Regions from separate parts of the Homo sapiens genome. Here region 1 is linked to region 2. A link is a contact called in ENCODE Hi-C data. All regions are on one chromosome and are shown on one strand. Each heading gives the region's core, a stretch centred on a gene start or an enhancer-like site at or near the end of the contact. The rest is flanking DNA. Distances are from core to core; before and after follow the strand shown.

Region 1 (2,700 bases), core at 52-2,551, 2.0 Mb after region 2:
TCTAGCGGCCTCCTGCATACCTAGGCATGTGGTCCCACTCTCCCTCTTCAAAGCATCTCTGATCTCTGTCTGACTCTGGCCATCCTGTCTACCCCTTATAAGGATGGTTTTGATGATAGGGGACCCACCTGCACAATCCAGGCTAGCTCCCCATCTCAATCGCTTTAATTTCATCATCTCTGCCAATTCTCTTTTGCTATATAAAGGTCACCATATACCCAGATTCTGGGGATTAGAAGGTAGACATCTGGGAGTCGGGGTGAGGGTGATTGGTCTGTCTACCATAATCATTAACATTTTTATCAAGACTAGCTCATTTAACTCATCTAATCCTCACTAAGACCCATTAGGTAAATAAAATTATATCCCCCTTTGGAAACTGAGGCACACGGAAGTTAAGTAACTTGCCCAAGGTCACACAAGCAGTAAGCCGTGAAGAGCGATTCCAACCCAGAAAGTCAGCTTTCGAGTTCACGTGTTCTTTGTTTTTTTTTTTTTTGATCTCGACTCACTGCAACCTCCACCTCCCAGGTTCAAGCGATTCTTCTGCCTCAGCCTCCTGAGTAGCTGGGAATACAGGCGCGCACCACCACGCTCGGCTAATTTTTTTTTTTTCTTGTATTTTCAGCAGAGACGGGGTTTCACCATGTTGGTCAGGCTGGTCTCAAACTCCTGACCTCCTGATCCACCCGCCTCAGCCTCCCAAAGTGCTGGGATTACAGGCGTGAGCCACCGCGCCCGGCCCAGGAGTTCACGTTCTTAAGAGCTGAAATATGTAAAGTGGCCCATAATAAGCACTACATTAATGTTAGCTATTATTCTTGTTATTTCTACTAAGATTAATATAATAATCCTTATCTCGTACGCTCTTTTAAGAACCAACTATTTAACGTGTGAAAAGTGCCAGGCAGCAGGTCCTGGAATTGCAGTTAAGATTCTTCCGGTCCTCCCAATCCACCTTTCCCGAGACGCTCGAGTTCACTTACTTAAGCGTCAGCCTTCCCCAAGATGGCGTTATCTTTGTCGCCAACCCCACATCCGCCCCACCCAATATGGCGTCCATCGCAATCAAAAGCTTTATTCCGCCCTTCTCAAGATGGCGCCCACACCAATCCTTGTTACCTTCCGCCCTCAAGATGACCTTAGCAGTTAGCGTCAACCTCCGCACTCTATGACCTTTCCAAAATGATGGTGAACGTAATACGCACCACACTCTGACCTTCTCAAGATGGCGCTGAGCTGACAAACTCGCGTCGCAAACTCACGCAAACTCAGTGTCGCTGTCGAAGACACTTCCGGTTGCGACGGAGGTAGGCTTACGAGGCCTGTGTCGGGTAGAAAGGGTCCTTCCTGGACCGGGACCCTCTGCCACGACCATGGACCGTAGGAAAAAGCCTTTGGACGTCACGGCCTCCTCGGTGAGTGAGGGTATGAGGTAACTCCACGGGCTCCGGGTTCACCGTGTCTCCATCAGACAAGAATGTCGACCTAGCTTGTTTCTTCACTCGGGGACCCAGAGACCTGACCTCTCCCCTCAAACAGGAACCCCCGAACTGGATTTTCTTCTCCGGCGGGGATCCGGTTCAGTTTTCTTACAGGACCCTGAATTGGGCTACTCTCCTCTGACATGCGCCCGGGCCAGAACCCTCGGACACGGATCTGAACCTGGTGTCCCGTGGGTTAGGAAACTCCGTGCCTCACCTCTGCCCTGCCCACAAGGACCTGCACCTCGTCAGCCTTCTCCCTTACAGTCAGGAGGAACCCTAGCTTCTTTTTGCTATGCAGACATATCCTCTTCCTGGTTTCTCCTCCATCCAGGGACCCACAAAGTCCTCCCAGAACTTTAGAGTGTGACATATTTCGCAGGACCCGAAAGTGTCCAGCGTGCCCTCCCTGGAACTAAACAGTTGTTAATGCAGGCATAGGGAGTTGTGAGGTCTGAAAGGATGTAAGCAGATTTATTACATCAGCTACTCTAGAAAGAAAACTTGTTCTAAGTACACATTTTGTGCCAGCACTTTATATGCACTATCTCATTGAATCCTCCCAATGGCTTTAGGAGGTAGGTGCTATTAATATCTCCGTTTTATGGATGATGAAATTGAGGCCTGGAAAGATGAAGTAGCTTTCCCCAGCTTACAGACAGAAATCTTAGTGATAGCCGGGCGCGGTGACTCACGCCTGTAATCCCAACACTTTGGGAGGCTGAGGCGGGCAGATCACCTGAGGTCGGGAGTTTGAGACCAGTCTGACCAACATGGAGAAACCCCGTCTCTACTAAAAATAAAAAAATTAGCCGGGCGTGGTGGTGCACGCCTGTAATCCCAGCTACTCGGGAAGCTGAGGCAGGAGAATCGCTTGAACCGGGGAGGCGGAGGTTGCGGTGAGCCGAGATCGCGCAATTGCACTCCAACCTGGGCAACAAGAGCGAAACTCCGTCTAAGGGGCGGGGGGCGGGGGGAAGAAATCTTAGTGATAGACCCTTTCTCACTCACTCTACTTGACTCCAAAGCTGCTGCCTTTTCATCATCAGAGCAAATTGCCCAACCTTTGATTTAATCTTGAATTTACTTCAGAGTATTAGGACACAAAGTGAGTAGGAAGGAAAACATATAGGTGTCCCAATATTTGAGTACTAGTTATTATTGGTAACTATTATTGGTTAAAATTGGTACCAGTTATTATTTTGTTTGAAGATCA
Region 2 (2,700 bases), core at 111-2,610:
CCACGCTGGAGTGCAGTGGCACGATCTCAGCTCACTGCAACCTCTGCCTCCAGGTTCAAGTAATTCTCCTACCTCATCCTCCTGAGTGGCTGGGACTACAGGTGCGCACCACCAACGCCCTGCTAATTTTTGTATTTGTCTTTTTTTTTTTTTTGAGACAGAGTCTCACACTATTGCCAGGCCGGAGTGCAATGGCACAATATCGGCTCATTGCAACCTCCACCTCCCGGGTTCACATGATTCTCCTGCCTCAGCCTCCCGAGTAGCTGGGATTATAGGCACACACCACCACACCCGGCTAATTTTTTGTATATTTAGTAGAGACGGGTTTTACTATGTTGGCCAGACTTGTCTCAAACTCCTGACCTCAGGAGCCACCTGCCTCAGCCTCCCAAAACGCTGGGATTACAGGTGTGAGCCACCACGCCCAGCCTAATTTTTGTGATTTTAGTAGAGAAAGGGTTTCAATGTGTTGGCCAGGCTGGTCTCAAACTCCTGACCTCAAATGATCCACCCACCTTGGCCTCCCAAAGTGCTAGGATTACAGGAGTGAGCCACTGTGCCTGGTTTTTAAAGTCATTATTAAAATCTTCATTACCGGCCAGGCGTGGTGGCTCACGCCTGTAATCCCAGCACTTTGGGAGGCCGAGGCGGGCAGATCACGAGGTCAGGAGATCGAGACCATCCTGGCTAACATGGTGAAACCCCGTCTCTACTAAAAATACAAAAAATTAGCCTGGTGTGGTGGCGGGCACCTGCAGTCCCAGCTACTCGGAAGGCTGAGGCAGGAGAATGGCGGGAACCCAGGAGGCGAAGGCTGCAGTGAGCTGAGATCGCGCCACTGCACTCCAGCCTGGGCGACAGAGCGAGACTCCATCTCAAAAAAAAAAAAAAAGAAATTCAGGCCAGGCATGGTGGCTCACCCCTGTAATCTCAGCACTTTGAGAGGTTGAGGCAAGCAGACTGCTTGAGCCTAGAAGCTTGAGACCAGCCTGGACAACATGGAGAAACCCCATCTCTACAAAAAATCAGCCATGCACGGTGTAGCACATGTGTAGTCCCAGCTATTCAAGAGGCTGAAGTGGGAGGATCACCTGAGCCCAGGGAGGTCCAGGTTGCAGTGAGCCATGATTGTGCCACTGCATTCCAGCCTGGGCAACAGAGTGAGACCCTGTCTCAAACAAACAAACAAACAAACAAAACAAATAAATAAATTTTAAGTGGTCACAACACTGGAAAAAAAATAACTTTCACACATAAAAAGTTTCTGCTGAGCAAATATGCTCAAATGTTAGTTTCCTAACCAGTCCAAAAGGGCACTCTCATGCACTGCAAGGTGATGTGTACGTGTCAATATTTTTCGTTTCCTCACTCCTCTTTCTCAATTTCTGACCACAAACTGGTAACTTCATCAGATGACAGCCCAGAATAAACACACATGAAGAAATAAGCCACTCTACTCTTCTAAAAGTTAGCAGGGGCTGTACAAGTTTACAAAACAGACTCCTACATTTTAAAAGTGTAACTTTAAAAATACAAGTTAAAAACGAGCTAGTTCAAAAACAATTATGCTAAAACAAATCAGTTCCACAAATGATACCTGGAGCCAACTTTATTTTTAACTCTCACCACAAATAAGCTTAAATTATTTTCATTTTAAATCACATTGTCTGGACTCTTTTTTAACCCGAGTTTTTCTTTTCACCTTCAAATCAGTCATTGTTTTCTTCATCTAGTCAGCAACTGCTGATTTTTAAAATAAACAGATGTGTATTCAAAGTACACCATTAACACAAGTACCAAAACACACAATGTACAAATAAAATATGGTTTAGGAATGATTATTCAGATAGCCAAGTAACAGCGAAGTTAAAAAAAAAAAAAAAAAAGCTACATAATGAAGTAGGAAGGAAGGGGGAAAAAAATCACCTGGAAACACTAACAATTTCCACACTAATTTCTCTTTCATACTAAAGGCATTAATTTTCACAGTAAATCTTGCATATTCAACAAGTGGTTAAAAAAAATTAGCCCTCCTCAAAGATAAGGACACAGAATATAAGTGAATCATTCATTCTACACACTGGCATCACTCATTTGGCAGAGGAGATGTGTCCTCAAGAGAAGAGGTATTCCCCCAAGTTTACATCTTACCAAAGCAGTTTCAAGAAGTAACCATCTATATTAGCCGGATGTGGTGGTGCACACCTGTATTCCCTACTCAGATGGCTGAGGCACGAGAATCATGTGAACCCAGGAAGCAGAGGTGGCTGTGAGCCGAGATCGCACCACTGTCCTCCAGCCTGAGTGACAGAGTGAGATTCTGCTTCAAAAAAAAAAAAGTAACCATCTGATTCAGCCAGCTCCCCTACACTTCCTTCTGGAGTCAATGGCTTTCAAATAGAAAAATTCCCATCGGCCGGATGCGGTGGCTCACGCCTGTAATCCCAGCACTTTAGGAGGCCGACGTGGGCGGATCACCTGAGGTCGGGAGTTCAAGACCAGCCTGACCAACATGGAGAAACCCAGTCTCTACTAAAAATACAAAATTACCCAGGCGTGGTGGCACATGCCTGTAATGCCAGCTACTTGGGAGGCTGAGGCAGGAGAATTGCTGGAACACAGGAGGCAGAGGTTGCAGTGAGCCAAGATCACGCCATTGCACTCCAGCCTGGGTAACAAGAGCAAAACTCAGTCTCA

What was found. A loop is a pair of places that touch in the nucleus more often than their neighbours do.
Region 1: a map with no recorded cell type shows a loop between it and region 2 (8-fold over the local background). The contact joins the promoter of CCDC174 here to the enhancer-like site in region 2. A Hi-C loop is called at or near these places in 1 of 37 single-sample maps with no recorded cell type.

Annotation. Positions count from the first base shown.
Region 1 is chr3:14,650,461-14,653,160 of GRCh38, forward strand. CCDC174 (coiled-coil domain containing 174) reads left to right here and starts at 1,302. Exons shown (of 11, transcript NM_016474.5): 1 at 1,302-1,418. The coding sequence starts at 1,377. LOC124909347 (a long non-coding RNA gene) reads right to left here and starts at 1,661. Exons shown (of 2, transcript XR_007095826.1): 1 at 1,209-1,661; 2 at 1-766. RefSeq lists enhancers at 843-1,501, 1,005-1,404, 1,545-1,614.
Region 2 is chr3:12,646,416-12,649,115 of GRCh38, forward strand. The region is part of intron 1 of RAF1 (Raf-1 proto-oncogene, serine/threonine kinase); the gene reads right to left. Among named protein-coding and RNA genes, the nearest start is that of RAF1, 16 kb to the right of the region's middle. RefSeq lists an enhancer at 2,313-2,362. Within about 2 kb of position 1,361, at least 5 of the 41 ENCODE cell types and tissues checked have a DNase peak (open chromatin) inside an H3K27ac peak, as active enhancers do.